Regions from separate parts of the Homo sapiens genome. Here region 1 is linked to region 2. A link is an interaction called in ENCODE POLR2A ChIA-PET data of the cell type or tissue named here. Cell type or tissue: PC-3. All regions are shown on one strand. Each heading gives the region's core, and the rest is flanking DNA. Links, peaks and the distances in the headings are about the cores only. Region 1 has its middle 28 kb from the start of FBN3. Region 2 holds the start of CTXN1 (cortexin 1).

Region 1 (10,073 bases), core at 947-8,946, 250 kb after region 2:
GGCTCACTGCAACCTCCACCTCCCGGGTTCGAGCGATTCTCCTGCCTCAGCCTCCCGAGTAGCTGGGATTACAAGTGCGCGCCACCACACCCAGCTAATTTTGTATTTTTAGTAGAGATGGGGTTTCACCGTGTTGGTCAGGCTGATCTTGAACTCCTGACCTTGTGATCCACCTGCCTCAGCCTCCCAAAATGCTGGGATTACAGGTGTGAGCCACTGTGCCCAGCTTTGCCTTTACTTTTAATTGCAAAAACCGCAATAACTTTTGCACCAATGCAATATTTGCTTCTGGAGAGGATAGTGTAGGTTAAATGAGATGTTGGTGGATAACCCTTAGCAGAGGGGCTGGCATGATCCATTGTGGACCCTATAAATAGCCTAGAAAATTAGAAGAGAAGCTGGACGCAATGGCTGATGCCTATAATCCAAGCAATTTGGGAGGCCGAGACGGGAGGATCACTTGAGGCCAGGAGTTTGAGACCAGCCCGGGCAACATAGTGAGACCCCATCTCTAAAAATAATCTTTAAAAATTAGCCAAGATGGCCGGGCACGGTGGCTGACGTCTGTAATCCCAGCACTTTGGGAGGCCAAGGCAGGTGGATCACCTGAGGTCAGGAGTTCAAGACCAGCCTGGCCAACATGGTGAAACCCTGTCTCTACAAAAATACAGAAAAAAAATTAGCCGGGCATGATGGCAAGTGCCTGTAATCCCAGCTACTCGGGAGGCTGAGGCAGAAGAATAGCTTGAATCTGGGAGGCAGAGGTTGCAGTGAGCCATGATCCCACCATTGCACTCCAGCCTGGGCGACAGAGAGAGACTCTGTCTCAAAAAAAAAAAAAAAAAATTAGCCAGCCATGGTGGCATGCACCTATAGTCCCAGCTACTTGGGAGGCTGAGGTGGGAGGATCGCTTCAGCCCAGGAGTTCAAAGCTGCATTGAGCTATGACTGGGCCACTGCACTCCAGCCTGGGCAACAGAGTGAGACCCTGTCTTAATAATAAAAATACAGAAAGAAAAAGAAATGACAGTGTGTGGAGGAGCTCATAGAGGAGAGAAACAATGAAGGGCTTCCTAGTTTGGGGGGTCTTCGGAAGATGGGGCCCCATGGGAGGGGACTGGTCTTTGAGTTGTTGAGGTAATTTAATTCATTGTTCTTTCGTGAGCTAATTGTATGTGGAAATTTATGTAAATCTTTGGTAATCATCCTTTGAGGAATCTGCTGCTATCAAGAAAGAAAAAGTCAGTGTCAACCAGCAAAAAAATGGAAAAAATCAAATAGTGATTGCTGTTTTTTTTTTTTTTTTGAGACGGAGTCTTGCTCTTTCGCCCAGGCTGGAGTGCAGTGGCACTATCTCAGCTTACTGCAAGTTCTGCCTCCTGGGTTCATGCCATTCTCCTGCCTCAGCCTCCCAAGTAGCTGGGACTACAGGCACCCGCCACCATGCCCAGCTAATTTTTTGTATTTTTAGTAGAGACGGGGTTTCACCGTGTTAGTCAGGATGATGGTCTCGATCTCCTGACCTCGTGATCCGTCTGCCTCAGCCTCCCAAAGTGCTGGGATTACAGGCGTGAGCCACCACGCCCGGCCTTTTTTTTTGAGAGTGTCTCACTCTGTCACCCAGGCTGCAGTGCAGTGGCATGATCTCAGCTCACTGCAACTGCCACATCCTGGGTTCAAGTGATTCTCCTGCCTCAGCCTCCTGAGTAGCTGGGAGTACAGGCATGCGCCACCATGTCTGGCTAATTTTTGTATTTTTTTTTTTTTGTAGAGATGGGGATTCACCATGTTGACCAGGCTGGTCTTGAACTCCTGACCTCAAGCCATCTGCCCACCTCAGCCTCCCAAAATGCTGGGATTACAGGCATGAGCCACCGCGTCTGGCCTATTTGAATTTTTTTAATCCATACTGCAATGCTAGTGGAGAAGGAGAATGAGTTTTATGGTGTGGTTTCAAGAGCCCTGCAGAAAAAGTAAGTATCTTGAAGCAGGTTGTTATTATTATTATTATTATTATTATTATTATTATTATTATTATTTTCTGGAGACAGTCTCGCTGTGTTGCCCATGCTGGAGTGCAGTGGTGCGATCTCAGGTCACTGCAACCTCCGCCTCCTGGGTTCAAGCAATTCTCCTGTCTCAGGCTCCCAAGTAGCTGGGATTACAGGCCCAAGCCTCCACGCCCGGCTAATTTTTGTATTTTTGGTAGAGACAGGGTTTCATCATGTTGGCCAGGCTGGTCTTGAACTCCTGATCTCAAGTGATCCACCCACCTCAGCCTCCCAAAGTGGTGAGATTAAAGGTATGAGCCACTGCACACAGCCTATGTTGTTTGTTTGTTTGTTCGCTTGTTTATTTCTGAGACAGAGTCTCACTCTGTCGCCCAGGCTAGAGTGCAGTGGCACCATTGCAGCTCACTCCAGCCTCGACTTCCTGGGCCCAAGTGATCTTCCCACCTCAGCCTTCCAAGTAGCTGAGACTACAGGCATGGGCACAAAATGTTGAATAAAATAACACAGCCTTCGTTACCAGGAATCCTCAGTAAAGCAAAGCTCATCTACTACTATTTAGTTTTCGGTTTATTTGTGGACTCTTCGGTTCTTGCAGTGATGTATGTACTCATGATGAATTCTTCTTGGACACTGAACCATATCCTCTCACTGTGGAAAGCTGGGAATTACGCTAGTATTGTTCATCCACCACGTGGTATGCGGGCATTTCTGAACATTCCCTGACTTCAGAAAAAGATGACCCCAGGACATTTGGTGGTTTCTGTTGGCCAGTTCAGACCTGAAATTAATCTTCCTTTGCAGATCAGAGCTTTTGAGAAATAGTTAAACAAGATGATTGAGGCCAGGCGCGGTGGCTCATGCCCGTAATCCCAGCACTTTCGGAGGCTGAGGCAGGTGGGTTACCTGAAGCCAGGAGTTCAAGACCAGCCTGGCCGACATGGTGAAACCATGTTACTACTAAAAATACAAAAAACATTAACCAGGCATGGTGGCATGTGCCTGTAATCCCAGCTTCTTGGGAGGCTGAGGCATGAGAATTGCTTGAACCCAGGAGGCGGGGTTGCAGCGAGCTGAGATCGTGCCACTGCACTCCAGCCTGGGTGATAGAGCAAGACTCTATCTCAAAAACAAGATGGTGATTGAGTCACCTCCTTTATTGAAACCTGTTCTCATTAGAGATTGTTGTACCAAAGATGATGAGACTTCAGATGAACCAACTAAGAAAGCTGTCTGAGGATTTAGGAATTTTAAAAGGTGTGGAATTTCAAAGAAATATTCCATTTTGATGAAGTAAAGGTTAAAGAAGTGCTTGTCTGAAGAGACAGTTGATCTGCATACCACGCAGAACAAGTATTTTGGGATGGGTGTTGTGAAAGTTTTGGCCAACACAATTTTTTTTTTTTTTTTTGAGACAGAATCTTGCTCTGCCATCCAGGCTGGAGTGCAATAGCATGATCTCGGCTCACTGCAAGCTCCACCTCCCAGGTTCAAGCGATTCTCCTGCCTCAGCCTCCTGGGTAGCTGGGACTACAGGCAGGTGCCACTATGCCCGGCTAATATTTTGCATTCTTAGTAGAGACTGGGTTTCACAGTCTTAGCCAGGATGGTCTTGATCTCCTGACCTCGTGATCTGCCCACCTCAGCCTCCCAAACTGCTGGGATTACAGGCGTGAGCCACCATGCCGGCCTTTTTTTTTTTTTTAAGAGATAGGGTCGGTCCAGGCCAGGTGCGGTGGCTCACCCCTGTAATCCTAGCACTTTGGGAGGCCGAGGCAGGCAGATTGCCTGAGCTCAGAAGTGTGAGACCACGCTGGGTAACATGGTGAAACCCCGTCTCTACTGAAATACAAAAAATTAGCCAGATGTAGTGGTGTACGCCTGTAGTCCCAGCTACTCGGGAGGATGAGGCAGGAGAATTGCTTGAACCCGGGAGATGGAGGTTGCAATGAGCTGAGATCACTCCAGTGCACTCCAGCCTGGGTGACAGAGTGAGACTCCATCCCCCAAAAATATATATATAAATAAATCCAATAAATAAATAAATGAGATAGGGTCGGTTGGGCATAGTGGCTCACACCTGTGATCCCAGCACTTTGGGAGGCCGAGGCGGGTGGATCACCTGAGGTCAAGAGTTCGGGACCACCCTGGCCAACATGGTGAAACTCCGTCTCTACTAAAAATACAAAAATTAGCCAGGCGTGGTGGTGCATGTCTGTAATCGCAGCTACTCGGGAGGCTGAGGCAGGGAATTGCTTGAACCCGGGAGGCGGAGGTTGTAGTGAGCCAAGATCGTGCCACTGCCCTCCAGCCTGGGCGACAGAGCAAGACTCCATCAAAAAAAGAAAAAAAAGACTGGGTCTTTCTGTCACCCAGGCTGGCGTGCAGTGACATGATTATAGCTAACTGCAACCTCGACCACTGCGGCTCATGTGATCCTCCTGCATCAACCTCCTGAGTAGCTGGGACTACAGGTGCACACAACCACACCCAGTTAATTTTTAAAGTTTTTGTAGAGATGAGGTCTCAATATGTTGCCAGAGCTGGTCTCAAACTCCTGGGCTCAAGGAGTTCAAAAGTTACGAAAATTATAAGTTACCTTTTTGAGAGAGAGAGAAAGTCTTGCTATGTTGCCCAGGCTGGAGTGCGGTGGTTATTCACAGACAGGATCATGGCACACTACAGCCTTGAACTCCTGGGCTCAAATGGTCCTCCTGCCTCAGCCTCCCAAGTAACTGAGAATACAGGTACATGCCCAGCTAAAAGTTACTTTAATTAAAGGTAACTATCTAGGCCGGGCACAGTGGCTCACGCCTGTAATCCCAGCACTTTCGGAGGCCGAGGCGGGCGGATCACGAGGTCAGGAGATCGAGACCATCCTGGCTAAGACAGTGAAACCCCGTCTCTACTAAAAATACAAAAAATTAGCAGGGCGTGGTGGCAGGCGCCTCTAGTCCCAGCTACTTGGGAGGCTGAGGCAGGAGAATGACGTGAACCTGGGAGGCAGAGCTTGCAGTGACCCGAGATCACGCCACTGCACTCCAGCCTGGGCAACAGAGCGAGACTCCATCTCAAAAAAAAAAAAAAAAAAAAAGGTAACAACCTAGGCAGGGTGCGGTGGCTCATGCCTATAATTTCAGAACTTTGGGAGGCTGAGGCAGGCAGATCACGAGGTCAGGAGATCAAGACCAGCCTGGCCAACACGGCAAAACCCCATCTCTACTAAAAATACAAAAATTAGCTGGGCGTGGTGGCACCTGCCTGTAATCCCAGCTACTCAGGAGGCTGAGGCAGGAGAATTGCTGGAACCCGGGAGGTGGAGGTTGCAGTGAGCTGAGATCGTGCCATTGCACTCCAGCCTGGGTGACAGGACAAGACTCCGTCTCAAAAAAAAAAAAAAAAAAAAAAATCTATAGTAAATGCCTTCTAAAACCGTATCTTTATCACTGCCCTATAACTCTATATAGATTCTTGGCTACTAAGCCAATAGCTGGGATGATATAAATGTAATGCAGCTGCTATCTGAATAACAAGCATGGAAAAGTGAATATGTGTGTGTGCAGATAATGCTCTACAAACATACAACTTATGACATTTTCTGTAACCATAATCAATTTCTTGTAGTTCAGTGAGTTGACCCCCTTCATGATCAGTGTTAGGGGCATGTGAAAGAGGTGATTGGTTGATTGATTGATTGATTGATTGATTTAGAGACAGAGTCTCTGTCTGTCACCCAGGCTGGAGTGCAAAGGTGTGATCTTGGCTCGCTGAAACCTCCGCCTCCTGGCTGCAAGCAATTCTGCTGCCTCAGCCTCCCGATTAGCTGGAAATACAGGCACCTGCCACCACGCCCAGCTAATTTTTGTATTTATATTGAAGACGGGATTTCACCATGTTGGCCAGGCTGGTCTCAAACTCCTGAACTCAAGTGATCCACCCACCTCGGCCTCCCAAAGTGCTGGGATTACAGGCATGAGCCACCACACCTGACCAAAGAGGTGTATTATTCTTTTGCAATTTCCTTTTAACCAGCTGGTTTTGTTATCTACTTCTGATTATGTCGCTGATACAGGCCATTTTCTGTTATCAGATCAAAAAGCAGCAAAGCCAGGCATAGTAGTGCACAACTATAGTCTCAGCTACTCAGGAGCCTGATGGGAGAATTGCTTGAGCCCAGATTGAGGCCACATTGAGCTGAGATGGCACTACCATACTCTAGCCTGGGTGACAGAGCGAGACCCTGTCTCAATTAAAAAAAGAAAAGAAAAGAAACAGGCCAGGCGCGGTGTCTCACGCCTGGAATCCCAGAACTTTAGGAGGCCGAGGCGGGTGGATCATTTGAGGTCAGGAGTTTGAGACCAGCCTGGCCAACATGGTGAAACCCTGTCTGTACTAAAAATACAAAAATTAGCCAGATATGGTGGCAGGCGCCTGTAATCCCAGCTACACAGGTTGCTGAGGCAGGAGAATCGCTTGAACCCAGGAGGCAGACAGAGGTTGCAGTGAGCCGAGATTGCGCCATTGCACTCCAGCCTAGGTGACAGAGTGAGACTCCATCTCAAAAAACAAACAAACAAAGAAAACACAAAACTTTTATGGAATTCCAGAATCCTTTCTTCCTTCACTACTTCCTCTACTTTTGCTCTATTTCAAATTATTTATTTTTGACCTCATAATTTTTTGTGTGTGGATGGGTAGGCAGAATGAATTAACAGTACAAATCTTACCTCAAAGACTAGCTATAAAATAAGAAAAAGCGCCAAGCCAGAGTTTGAACTTCCAGGTTATAATACTGATTCTGTCATCAAACAGCTTTGTGACACCAAAGGAGTTTACTAAGTTCTTTGGATTTATTTATTATTATGTTAGATGGAGTGTCACTCTATTGCCCAGGCTGGAGTGCAGTGGCACAATCTCGGCTCACTGCAACATCTGCCTCCTGGGTTCAAGCGATTCTCCTGCCTCAGCCTCCCGAGTAGCTGCGATTACAGGCATGTGCCACCTTGCCCAGCTAATTTTTGTCTTTTTAGTAGAGACGGGGTTTCACCATGTTGGCCAGGCTGGTCTCAAACTCCTGGTCTCTAGTGATTTGCCTGCCTTGGCCTCTCAGAGTACTGAGATTACAGACGTGAGCCACTGTGCCCAGCTGGAAATGGATTTTAAATCTCTGAGATGTGAAAGCATTTTCTAAGCTTAAGAGCAGAGGGCAAAATGGTCAAGCAATGTACTGAGTTGTCTCTCTTTAAAACTTAAAGAGGAATTCTTAGCCAGGTGCTGTGGCTCATGCCTGTAATCCCAGCACTTTGGGAGGCCAAGGTGAGAGAATCACTTGAGCCCAGGAGTTTGAGACCAACTTGGGCAATGTAGTGAGACCACATCTCTGCAAAAAATAAAAATTAGCTGGGTATGGTCGCACATGCCTGTAATCCCACCTACTTGGGAAGCTGAGGTGGGAGGATCACTTGAACCCAGGAGGCTGAGGCTTCTGTGAGCTATGATAGTTCCACTGCACCCCAGCCTGGGCAACACAGTAAGACTCTATCTCTAAAAAAGAAAAGAGAATGAGACATCTTTTGTCTATTTTAATCTAACCTTTTTTTTTTTTTCCTGAAGACTCTTACCCCAGCTTGCAGCTTTTTTTTTTTTTTTTTTTTTTTTGACAGAGTTTTGCTTTGTCGTCCAGGCTGGAGTGCAGTGGCGTAATTTCGGCTCACTGCAACCTCTGCCTCCCAGGTTCAAGTGATTCTCCTGTCTCAGCCTCCCTAGTAGCCAGGATTACAGACACACACCACCATGCCCAGCTCATTTTTGTATTTTTAGTAGAGATGGGGTTTTGCCATGTTGGCCAGGCTGGTCTCAAACTCCTGGCCTCAGGTGATCCACCCTCCTCAGCCTCCCAAAGTGCTGGGATTACAGGCATGAGCGACTGTGCCCGGCCAGCTTGCTGCTTTTAGCATAAATTTCAGGCTTCTGGTGAGCTCTTGGCAACATGTACCAAGAATCATAACGTGTTTGCCTTTTTCCAGCCAGTATTTCCACTGCTGGGAATCCATGAGAAAGAAATATGAGAAATAGGCAAATATTTACATATAACAATGCTTCTGTTATTGTTATTTTAATATTCAGTTAGTGCAAAGCCTGAGGTATCCGGTACGCTGTGTACAATCACGTGATAAGATCCAATATGCAGTTATGAAAAATGTTTGTAGATTTTCTTTAACAATATGTAAAATATTTTCATACTATTTTTACAGAAAAAAGCAGGATATTGGGAGGCCAAAGCAGGCGGATCACTTGAGGCAAGGTGTCCAAGGCCAGCCTGGCCAACATGGTGAAACCCCATATCTACTAAAAATACAAAAAATTAGCAGAGTGTGGTGGCACAAGCCTGTAATCCCAGCTATTTGGGAGGCTGAGGCAGGAGAATTGCTTGAACCTGGGAGGCAGAGGTTGCAGTGAGCCGAGATGGCACCATTGCACTCCAGCCTGGGTGACAGAGTGAGACTCCATCTCAAAAAAAAAAAAAAAAGAAAGAAAAAGAAAAATGCAGGATATAGGATAAAACATTTTTTTCTAGATGTTGCCGTAATTAAAAATTTTGTTGCCTATATGGCCAGGAGTGGTGGCTCACGCCTGTAATCCCAGCACTTTGCGAGCCGAGGTGGGTGGATCACTTGAGGCCAGGAGTTCGAGATCAGCCTGGGCAACATGGTGAAACCCCATCTCTACTAAAAATACAAAAATTAGCCGGGCGTGGTGGTGCATGCCTGTAATGCCAGCTACTCGGGAGGGTGAGGCATGAGAAGTGCTTGAGTCCGGGAAGTGGAGGTTGCAATAAGCTGAGATTACACCGCTGTGCTCCACCCTGGGTGACAAAGCAAGACTGACTCAAAAAAAAAAAAAAAAAAAAAAGATGTTTCCTATATAGCAACAGGAAATCTCACTCTTTGCTGAGAGAAATGCCAAACAGTACAGCCACTCTAGAAGACAGTGTGACAGCTTCTTACAAAACTAAACATACTCTTACCATATAACCAATTAATTTCACTCCTAGATATTTACCCAAACGAGTTGAAAGCTCATGTCTACAAGAAAACCCGCACATGGGCCAGGTGCAGTGGCTCATACCCGTAATCCCAACACTTTGGGAGACCGAGGCGGGCAGATCACGAGGTCAGGAGTTCAAGACCAGCCTGGCCAATATGGTGAAACCCTGTCTCTACTAAAAATACAAAAATTAGCTGCGCGTGGTGGCATGTGCCTGTAGTCCCAGCTACTCAGGAGGCTGAGGCAGGAGAATCACTTGAACCCGTGAGGCAGAGGTTGCAGTGAGCCGAGATCACACCACTGCACTCCAGCCTGGGCGACACAGGGAGACTCCGACTCAAAAAAAAAAAAACAAACTGGCCGGGTGCGGTGGCTCATGCCTGTAATCCCAGCACTTTGGGAGGCCGAGGCGGGAGGATCACGAAGTCAGGAGATCGAGACCATCCTGGCTAACACGGTGAAACCCTGTCTCTACTAAATATACAAAAAATTAGCCGGGCATGGTGGCAGGTGCCTGTAGTACCAGCTACTCGGGAGGCTGAGGCAGGAGAATGGCGTGAACCCAGGAGGCAGAGCTTGCAGTGAGCCGAGATGGCGCCACTGCACTCCAGCCTGGGCGAGAGAGTGAGACTCTGTCTCAAAACCAAAAAAACAAAACAAAACAAAACCTGCACACGGATGTTTACAGCAGTATTATTCATAATTGCATAAAACTTGGAAGCAACCAAGATGCCCTTCGGGAGTTGAATGAATAAATAAACAGTGGTACTTTCAGACAATGGGAACTCATTAATTAAAATAAATGAGCTCTTGCTGGGCACAGTGGCACAAGCCTGTGGTCCCAGATACTCAGGAGGCTGAAGTGGAAGGATTGCTTGAGCCTAGGAGTTCCAGGTCAGACTGGGGGACAGAGAAAGACCATGTCTCTAAATAAATTAATTTAAATTACAATATATTTTTTCTTTTCTTTTCTTCTAACACAGAATCTCACTCTTGTCACCCAGGCTGGAGTGCAGT
Region 2 (9,845 bases), core at 159-8,158:
CGCGGCCCCTGCCCCCGCTCCCTTTGTTCTCGGCGGCCTGGGACCCCCTCCCCCACCGCCCCCGCCCCGGCGCGCCCCTCACCCTGGCTTCGACCCGGACGGGGACCGACCGCCCGGCGGCCGCGCTCTCTCAGGGACCCGCGCCGGCTGCGCGTTCGGCCTCTCCCCGGCGGCGGCGGCGGCGGCCCGGGCTCCGGCTCAGCCCACCCCACCCGCCCCTGGAGCGGCGGAGACCGAGGCAGGCAAGCAGCGCGCGAGCCGGGCCGCCGCGGCTGTTCCTATGGCGACGGGGGCGGGGCCGCCGCGGGGGGCGGGGCTGCAGGGGGCGGAGGCTGCGCAGGGAGCGGCGCGCGAGCCAGCGACCCCGCCCGGGCCTGCGGGAGGACGGAACCCCAGCCCCGAGGACCCGCGAGCACCCACGACCTCGCCGGGGAGTGGGCAGCTGCCACTCCCACCTCCCCTGGCACTTCGGGCCCCCCAGCCTGCCCTGTGCCTGCATTCTCCTCCGCGATAGACCCCACTCGAGACTCCCTGTTTGTGGGGGGACCTCAGTGGCCCTAAAACACTCATATGGGCACTCAAGCTCCCCCGGCCCTGGGGACCTCAATTCTCAGAGAGCTCAGGCAGGTCACTGGGATGAGTAAGTCCCCCTAGTTTTGTCTGTCACTGGCCTCGTCTTCCAACTCAGGGTCCAGCCCTGGGCAAGGCGTCCACCCACTGCGGCTGCAGTTCCTCACTCGACCTTGACCGCCTCCCACAGCAGCCGCCTGCTCCCACCCCCACCATCGCCTCGGCCACTCCCGCGCCAGAGAAGACACTTCAGACTCCGTAGCTGCTCTTCTGCAATTCGGTGTTTTATTCTTTCCAAATCTCAGGCTTATGCACAAGATGGAAGAGCACTGTTAAAATTAAAAAATGGACCTAAAGTGGCTTGGCTGACGTGGCTAGCGGGCCACTGAGCCGCGGGTCCCGGGTCCCACCCTGCTGTGGGGGGAGTCCCTGGGCCCTGGGGCCTCTTGGCACTGTGTGACCTGTGTGCACCCCAGGTGACCAGGCGCCGGGACCCCTGCAGGGCAGAGCAACAGGGCAGGGGTTGGCCCTGCGGGGGAGTGTCTCCAGCTGCCGCGCACCCGCAACAGCCCGTTGTCCCCTCCCGGGCCAGCTGGTCTTGCAGCCGTCCTGGCAGAGCTGGGGGCAGAGCCCGCAGTCTTGTTCCCAGAGGTCTGGAGTTGCCGCAGGTGGTGTTGCGGTGCCTCTGTGCCTGATGACCCAGGCCGGGGCTACCTGGCTCCGGCACCACACTCAGAGAATCTGCTCGGTGCTGGAGGCCGAGATGTCCAGGAGCCGCCAGGCCGCGTAGGGGTTGAGCTCGTCCTGGTCTCGGCAGAGCGCCCACACGTACAGCATCCGCAGCACCTTGTCCTGCAGGGTGGGGTGGGAAGGGCACTGTTGAGAGGGTTGAGGTGACCCAGGCAGCTCTGGGGGGGGGCCAGGCTCTGTGGGGCAGGAGCCACCGGCAACTTCCCCAGGGGCTGGGAGCAGAGGCCAGCACAATTGCCTAGACTCAGGAACCACTCAGCCTTGGTAAAAACAGACAGGTCTGCTGGTCTCCGACCTCCCTCAACCCCAAACTCTGGCCCAGAGGTTTCTCCACATCCCCACCCAGTCCCAGAGCTTCAGGGCTCTGAGCTGGGGTCTCTGCCAGGTGGCCACACACAGATCTTGGGGACAGGCGGTGTCATGTGCCTGCCCCATCCCACTCCCTCACTCACCGGGTCACCCTCCACCACCTCGCCTTTGGGGTTCCTGACCACCATCACCAGCTGTGCCTGGAAGGTGATGATCAGCACCGGCCCCTGCTCCATCATCTTGCCCATGGCCAGCTGCAGAGGGGCCGAGAGGGGGGATGTGCCTCAGAGGACAGCCCGGCTGCTCCCCTGGAGGTGAAACCCCTGCGCCTAGGCCCTGCTAGGAGAAGGCTCCAGCACCAGGCCCAGCACCGGTCCCTCCCCGTGGGCCTTGCCTCTCAGGCCAGGACCAGGCCTCCCTCGAGACCCTCCCCTTGGACAAGCCCAAGACCTCTTGGATCAGCCCATGGCCCCCAGCCCCTGGCAAGGCCACCTCCTGGGCCTTGTCTGGGCCATAGTTCCCACCCCCGATGGTGGCCCGGGCCCCCACTGCGAGGTGCTTACGTCGACGTTGTCAATGTCTAGGATGCGAGAATGGAACTGGAGACCCAGTGCCTTGGCCTGCTGGATGGGGTGGGCCAGCTGGCTGTAAGTCTGCAATGAGAGGCCGACACGCCTGCGTGATGCCACCCAGGGTGGGCACCACGCCACACAGAGCTGCTGCCCACACACCCTGGCGCCCAGGTGCCCTGCCGCCAGCCAGCAATGGCAGAGGCCAAGAACCCAGGTCCAAGTGGGGAGGCAGGTGCCACCCACTTACTGGCCCAGATCACACGCTTCCCACTCCTGGGAACAACACTCTATCCAGATGACCCAATGAAAACAGGATTAATCAGCAAAGTGGGTGATTCTCTTGGAACAAAATCCCAAATCTACTCCCAGGGCTAAGCTGGCGGCCCCTTGGCTGATCTTTAATACTTCCATATTCGCCGCACTCTGAATCTTGGCCTGAGATCAAACGCCTCTTCTAGGATCTGTCCTCAGCCTGAGGCTGCCTCTGTCACTGACCAGCCCCCAGTGTCACCCTCAACCCCCTGCGCCTGTGCCAGGCACAGGAAGCAGCCCCCGAGACACGTTTTCGCTGGAGGTTTCTCTGGGCTTGGCATGAAACCATGAGAGAAAAGATGTTCTGATAGCATCTACTTTTTATGGAAATGACTGATCCGCGGAGGGGAGAGAAAAAAAAAACAGAGCCAATCCTACTTGTTCGGTTTCTTAAAGGTGACATTTTAAAAACACTTCTGTGGACGTGGCTGGAACTTCAGCTGTGTTTCCAGGGCACCAGCAGCTCCCTGGCAAAGCGAGTCAGCTGTGGCGTAATGGTCCCAAGGTAAAAACAAAACAAAAAACCAAAAAAAAAAAAAAAAAAAAAAAAATCCACATCGAAACTCATAAATGCCTGCTGGATTAGTCACCATGCAGGGGAGTATTTAAAAAGAAAATCTGACATCTTCTCCTCTGCTTTTTCCAAGTTGTTTATGAGCTGGGTGCAGAATAGAATTAGCCAAGAACGATTCTGGATCGCTTAATACGAAGAAGCCAGGGGAAAGAAACACACAGGTCGGGGAGCGAATAGGGTGAGATGAGGTGGCCTGAGGAGATGAGAGCTGGGAGCCCCACAGGGATGGACTCGGGCAGGGACAGGGAGGCTGCCAGGGATGGGGCAGACAGCTAGACCAGACCCCAGGTACGCGGTGCTGCTGGTGGCCCCCGAACCCCAAGCTTTGACTCTGAGAAGCAGCTGAGGCCTCATCAGGACACAGCTCCTTCCTGGTGTGGGAAGACTATCGATGTTTTGTTTGGATCTATGTTTCAGGATCATGTCGTGAGGACAGCTAGAGGCTCCCAGGGCCTGGGGAGGGGCACCCACTGCCGCAACCCCATCCGTGCCCCATAGGTGGCGGCCCCGGGTCACCGATGAAAGCTCCCCCAACTCTTCCAGGGGCTGTTTGGTTACCAGGGTTACCTCTGTGGGTTCCCTCTGGCCCGGGGCCAGCACTGCCCTGGTTTCTGTGATCACACTTCATTCTCACGACCCGTGGGAGGTGAGCACAGGGACTCTGCTCTGGCCTGGGAAGTGGGATGGGTGACACCTTCAAACCCCACTTGACTCCCAGCCCCCCCCCAGTCATGTGGGAGACCCACACTGTCCCTGACCCCCGGCCCCAGCCTGCACCCCAGGCCACTGCAGCCACCTGAAATAGGGCAGTCGGCCCCCAGACACCTCATTTTACTTCATGGCTGCAACCACCTCTCCTGGGACTCTCCTTCCCTAAATTATTATTTCTTTTTTTTTAAGACAGTCTCGCTCTGTTGCCCAGGCTGGAGTGCAGTGGTGCAATCTCGGCTCACTGCAGCCTCCGCCTCCTGGGTTCTAGCGATTCTCCTGCCTCAGCCTCCCGAGTAGCTGGGATTACAGGCGCCCACCACCAGGCCTGGCTAATTTTTGTATTTTTAGTAGAGACAGGGTTTCACCATGTTGGCCAGACTGGTCTCGAACTCCTGACCTCAGGTGATCCGCCCGCCTCAGCCTCCCAAGGTGCTGGGATGACAGGCGTTAGCCACCGTGCCCGACCTATTTCCTTAGTGACAGTGTCTTGATCTGTCACCCAGGCTGGAGTGCTGTGCTGCGATGACTCACTGCAGCCTTGACCTCGTGAGCTCAAGTGATCCTCCCACCTCAGCCTCCCTAATAGCTGGGACAACAGGTGCCTGCCTCCATGCTTGGCTCTTTTTTTTTTTTTTTTTTTTTTGGAGACAGAATCTTGCTCTGTTGCCCAGGCTGAAGTGCAGTGGCGCGACCTCAGCTCACTGTAACCTCCACCTCCCGGATTTAAGCAATTCTACTGCCTCAGCCTCCCCAGTAGCTGGGATTACAGACATGCACCAGCATGCCTGGCTAACTTTTTATTTTAGTAGAGATGGGGTTTCACCATGTTGCCCAGGCTGGTCTCGAACTCTTGAGCTCAGGCAATCGCCTGCCTTGGCATCCCAAAGTGCTGGGATTACAGGCATGAGCCACCGCACCCTGCCACTTGGCTCATTTTAAATGTTTTTGTAGAGACGGGATCTTGCTATGTTTCCCAGGCTAGTCTTGAATGCTTGGGCTCAAGCAATCTCCCGCCTTGGGCTGCTGGGATTGAAAGCATAGGCCACCGTGCCCAGACCTAACCAAAATTATTTTAAGATTGGAGGGAAAAAAAAGGCCCAGTAAAATTGGCAGCTTTGTGATCTCTCACAGGCCCAGGGGACACCCCCAACCAGCCATCTCTTAGACACCAGCCCAGAGAAGGATTCTCCCTAACAAAGTTTACAGTCTGGGAGCAAAGGACTGGCGGGTGACCCGGTGTCCAGCCTGAGAGCCCAGATGTGTCACATGCTGAGGAATGGAAAGGGGCAGGGGGGGATGTCAGGCTCTCGGAGGGTGAGACGTGAGGATTCCCCCACCGGGAGCCCAGGTCCTGCCTGTTGGGAGCTACCCCAACGGAGCCACCGAAGTGGAACTTCTCCATGGTGATTTTTTAGGCCTTAAAAAAAAAAAAAGAAAAAGAAAGGAAGTACTCACAGCTTCATAGCACCAGTCTTTGAGAATGTCAAGCTCTCCAGAAATCATGGCCTAAAAAGGAAGGGAAAATAAGCACCAGAACGAGAGTGGGCTTTTCAGGCAGCAGGCGAGGTCCTGGGAACATTCTCCAGTGGTGCGGGGTGGGGAGTTTCCTCAGACACCCCCGGCTGCCACCTGTGGGGCGCGGGTGGAGCTGTGGCACTGGGTGTCCCCCCCAGGCCCGTCCCTGCTGGTGTCAGTGCCTGGCTCTGGCCTAGGCACAGGCGGAGGGCGGCCTGCGGGCGACCACCCAGGAGGCACCCCACAGGGGGACCCCCCTGGAACCTGGTGGAGGAAGAGAAAGGTGGCTGGGGACCCAGCTTTCAGCCTGGTCAGGAATCCAAGCCAGGGAGATGAGGACCCAACTCCGGCTCCCGCAGTGAGCCCATGTCCTCTGTCCCCCCAGGGGACCACATTTCGGACTGCAAGGCCCACCATGGGACCGGCTGCCTCCTAACTGCTGGGGGCAGCGAGAGGGAGGGGTGGGCTGCAGGGGGCGTGCCTGGGCTGGGAGCTGCTTCCACAGGATCCTGGAGCCTGGGCCGGATCCGATGAGGGGGAGGGAGGTGCCTGGAGCGGGGAGAAGAGCGGGAAGGAGCCGGATGCTGGTGGTGAAAGCTGTGAGCGGCAGGGGGCGGGTGGCCAGAACACTTGGCACCCATCACCCATCCCGGAAGGCACTGCGGTGCTCAGGCTGCTGTTTTGGGGCATGGCGCCCATCCGCACCACCTCCCAGCCCTGCCCGAAGTGGCGGGAAGGATACGGGAAACTGGAGGAGGAAGAGGACGTTGGGCGGAGGCCGGCGGGGCCAAGGATGGAGAGTCCCATGAAGGGCCTTCCAGAGGCCTGGCCCGACTGGGCCGAAGGTGTCCAGGCTCCTCCTGCATCCTGGGGGCTGCAGAGAGGCAGAGGCAGCAGGGAAGACAAGAGGCCACCAACCTCAGGGAGAGGCTTATAGGGGGCAGGCTGCAGCATGACCTTGAGCAAGATACCCTCATCTATAAGCCCAACAAGGGTCTGGTTGCCAGGGACAGCACCGTGAGGGAACCTCACGGCTGCAGCTCTGGGTCAGACGTGGCCTGGGGCCAGCTCTGATGTCTGAAGACAGACGCCCACTTCTCCCAAGGGGTGAGGGGCTCCAGGCACCTGAGACAATCCCTAGCCTCCAGCAGCTGCTCCCAGCAACCTCAAAGGAACAACAGCCTCAGGCAGGAGGAGTGAGGGAAACAGACCTGGAGGTACCGGAGGTGCCGGTAAGGCCCAGGAAGGGCTTCGGGCACAGCTCATGGGGCAGCTGCAGCCGGGCAGGAGCCCGTGTGCAACCAGCCTCCTCAGAAAACAGCCTCGGCAGCAGAGTTCCCTGGCAGCACCCAGGGTGCCGGCTGCGGCGGGGGAGGTGGTGGAGCCAGGACCTGCCGCCTGGGAGGGGTCCTGGGGGTGTGGCACCCACCTCCAGGACATTGGGGATGATGTCGTTCTCGCACTGTTTCAGAAACCGGTCCTTGTCAAAGGCCGGGTCCACCCGGAGGATCTCCGTGAGCACCTCCGACATCTCTGTCTTGGAGAACAGGCCCCCTGCAGGGAGCAGAGCCGGGAGTTCGGGGGGAAGGCCGGGGACCCCGCCCCACCACCAGCCTGCGAGGTCCAGGGATGACTCACTCACCCAGCAAGTCGGTGACCTTGTCCGTAAGGGCCCGGGATGCCCGGATGAACGCGTTGTCGCTTTCGTCATACTTCATCTTCATCTCGAAGAACCCTGTGGAAGATGGGGTAGGTGCTGGAGAAGGGGCCCCTTCCAGAAACACAACCCTCCCTCACAGCTTCTAGAGGCTCCCTGTGACCCCTGCGGGATCCACCCTGACACGGGTGGGGTCAGGGAGGGGACGGCTGTGGACCTGCATCCTCATCTGTGCTTGGGGACCGCTGCCTGCCCACCTACCTGGCCAGGCGCAGAGGCCCCTCAGCTGCGGCCCTAATGGGGCTGTGTAAGTTATGGGCCGCCACCCCACTGGCTGTTGCTTTCACTACAAAGGAAACACAGGCCTCTAGCAGTCCTCACAGGACAAGGGACAGGGGCCTGCGGCTCGTTTCGGGGCCCTGACTGTGCTTATGAGGGAGCACCTGGCTTCTGGCGGCAGAATCTACAGCCCCACCATCATGTGACCGCAAAGAAGTGACCGGCCCACTCTGACCCCGATCTCCTCCTCTGCAAAACGGGGCTGTCTTGTGCCCAATGCAGGGGGATCACCTTGCGGTCCACCAACTGCCCGGGACACAGTCACCTGCCCTCCAAGACACCTTCACTCACGGTTAAACACCACGTTGTTCTCCTTGAAGTCCTTCCACTGCTGGTACCACTTGGAGTCCTTGTGCAGCACGACCCCCAGGGCCTCCCTGGGGAAGAGGGTGGGCCCTGGGGTGAGCGGCGGCGCCAGGGCCACCCTGTGCCCTCCTGCGGCTGCAGGCAGGGGGCAGTACAGGACAGCAGGCAGCTGAGACCTCAAACCTAGGGGCTCTGAGGACCCCGCCCTCACCTCTCACCCTCAAATTCGAGGGAGCCGGGAACCTTGGGCAGAAGGCAAACTCAAGAAACGGACTCAGGAGGGAACCATTGGTGGGCTCCCGAAATGGACAGCAGTGAAAGCTGCCCAAAATGGGGGCAGCGAGGGCCACGGGCTGGTACCTACTCGTTTGGCTCAAACACTTTCTCCTCCTTGAACTTATCTCCCGCAAACTCCGTTCTCTTCCGGAGTCGCTGGGGCCTCCGGTAGGGCCCGGTCTGTCCCAGGACGCTGTCGTCAATTTCCTTCTTCACGGACTCCACCCCCTGCGAGGGAGGCACAGCGGGGCTGGGGTGGGTGTCTGGGTTCGGCCGCCCCAGGCTGCATGCCCTAGCCCAGGACTGGGCTCACCTGGGAGAGGGCTCTGAAGGCCGCTGTCCTGCCCAGCTTCTCCCCGCCTTTGGATACCGACTCGGCCGACTGCTTGGCCGTCTTGGCTGCTTCCTCCACGCCCTCCTTGATTTTCCGGCCGAGATCACTTTTACTGACTTCGTGAAGGCTCTACTGAGACAGACACAGAGAGGGGGCGTTGGCACCGGCCCTGGCGGCCGGGGGGCGGGGCAGGAGGAATGAATTCCTGCCGGAGAGAAGGGCGGATCTGGTTCCCCGAGGCCGGCAGAGGCCTTCTGTGCTCCTGTGGTACGCGGCACCCCCAGAGCCATGAGCACAACGGCACCCCCAGAGCCACGAGCACACCGCCACCCCCAGAGCCACGAGCACACCGGCACCCCCAGAGCCATGAGCACACCGGCACCCCCAGAGCCATGAGCACACCGCCACGGCTTCCGGGATGCTGGCCCTGGGCTCTGGGTGAGACGCTGGGTCTGCTGGCCCCTTTCCAAAATGGGCAGGAGTCCTCTGGAGACCCGGGAACTGCCTGGCAGCAAGGATTCCCAAGGAGGGGACCCCGGGGAAAGAACGGCGGTGAGGGCGCCCCATGCTGCGCAAAGCTGGACAGAACAGACAACCGAGGAGAGCCGCAGCACCCCAGGAATCCTGCCTCCCGCCTCTACCCTCGGGAGGGGGTGGAAGCGGCCCCTCTCCTCCTATTTTTAGGCAGGAAAAACATTTTCATGTTCTCCTCGAGTCCTGGCTAGCAGCACTTACTGCTGCCGACTCCCTGGGTCAACGGTCATGCAAGGTTGCCAGTCTGACCTCACCCTGCATGTGCCGGGAACTCCTGAAACCTTCCCGAGGGTGGCAGCACGCCCCATGCCACCCACTGCTGCCAAGCCACCCCCACCCAGGAGCCGACTCTTCCTCCAGCCTCCAGCGGCCAGGGGACTTTGATGGCCCCAGCGGCTCCAGGCGGGCGTGGAACTGTTACCTCCTTCACGGTGCCCGTCAGCTCCCCAAGCTTCTTCCGTAGCACCTCGCTCGTCCGCACGGTTTCTGACTCGATGGTTTTCTAGGTAAAGAGCGCTGTGTCCTTTTTTTTTTTTTTTTTTTTGAGACAATGTCTCCGTTGCCGAGGCTGGAGTACAGTGGCACGCTCTCGGCTCACTGCAACTTCCTCCTGCCAGATTCAAGCGATTTTCCTGCCCCAGCCTCCCGAGTAGCTGGGACTACAGGGCCCACCACCATGCCTGGCTAATTTTTGTATTTTCAGTAGAGACAGGGTTTTACCACGTTGGCCAGGCTGGTCTCAAACTTCTGACCTCAAGTGATCCACCCGCCTCGGCCTCCCAAAGTGCTGGGATTATAGGTGTGAGCCACTGTGCCTGGCCAACCGTTGTGTCTTTAAGTCTGTATGTTCTGACACGGCAGTGACATTTCTCTTACAGCCAAAGGTCCAAGAAGCATCTTCTCCGCAGCCCCTCCCTCCCCGCACCTGCCAGCATGTGCTGCCTCCAGGGCCCCCGGCTGCCCACATGGCTTGGATTGAGGGTCTCAGCAGCGGTGAGCTCCTTGCTCAGAAGGCCGGCAGACTCGGGTCCCCGCTTGGCAGCTACCTCCTGAGAACAGGAGGCCCAGCCTTCACCTTTCACCGGG

What was found. Peaks named below come from ENCODE experiments on the same cell type or tissue, not always from the same donor. Only the 100,000 strongest peaks of a DNase experiment are listed, where the experiment ranks them.
Region 1: POLR2A ChIA-PET joins it to region 2 with 23 read pairs; 4 of 35 experiments call an interaction of 5 or more read pairs at or near these places.

What each region holds. Positions count from the first base shown.
Region 1 is chr19:8,172,174-8,182,246 of GRCh38, forward strand. It overlaps the pseudogene LOC100422633. Among named protein-coding and RNA genes, the nearest start is that of FBN3, 28 kb to the left of the region's middle. In PC-3, for the core only: no CTCF peak of the experiment used is centred there; a DNase peak (open chromatin) is centred at 2,708; H3K27ac peaks cover 304 bases.
Region 2 is chr19:7,925,885-7,935,729 of GRCh38, forward strand. It overlaps CTXN1 (cortexin 1), which reads right to left and starts at 251. Exons shown (of 2, transcript NM_206833.4): 1 at 83-251. It overlaps TIMM44 (translocase of inner mitochondrial membrane 44), which reads right to left. Exons shown (of 13, transcript NM_006351.4): 4 at 9,181-9,261; 5 at 8,205-8,354; 6 at 7,980-8,119; 7 at 7,601-7,686; 8 at 6,956-7,048; 9 at 6,743-6,867; 10 at 5,254-5,304; 11 at 2,193-2,282; 12 at 1,773-1,883; 13 at 834-1,422. The coding sequence ends at 1,303. It overlaps LOC124904629 (a long non-coding RNA gene), which reads left to right. Exons shown (of 2, transcript XR_007067120.1): 2 at 689-926. RefSeq lists silencers at 166-435, 3,460-3,754 and an enhancer at 932-1,681. In PC-3, for the core only: CTCF peaks have their summits at 3,588, 3,789 and 7,765 (motif pointing left); a DNase peak (open chromatin) is centred at 3,007; H3K4me3 peaks cover 1,416 bases; H3K27ac peaks cover 3,236 bases.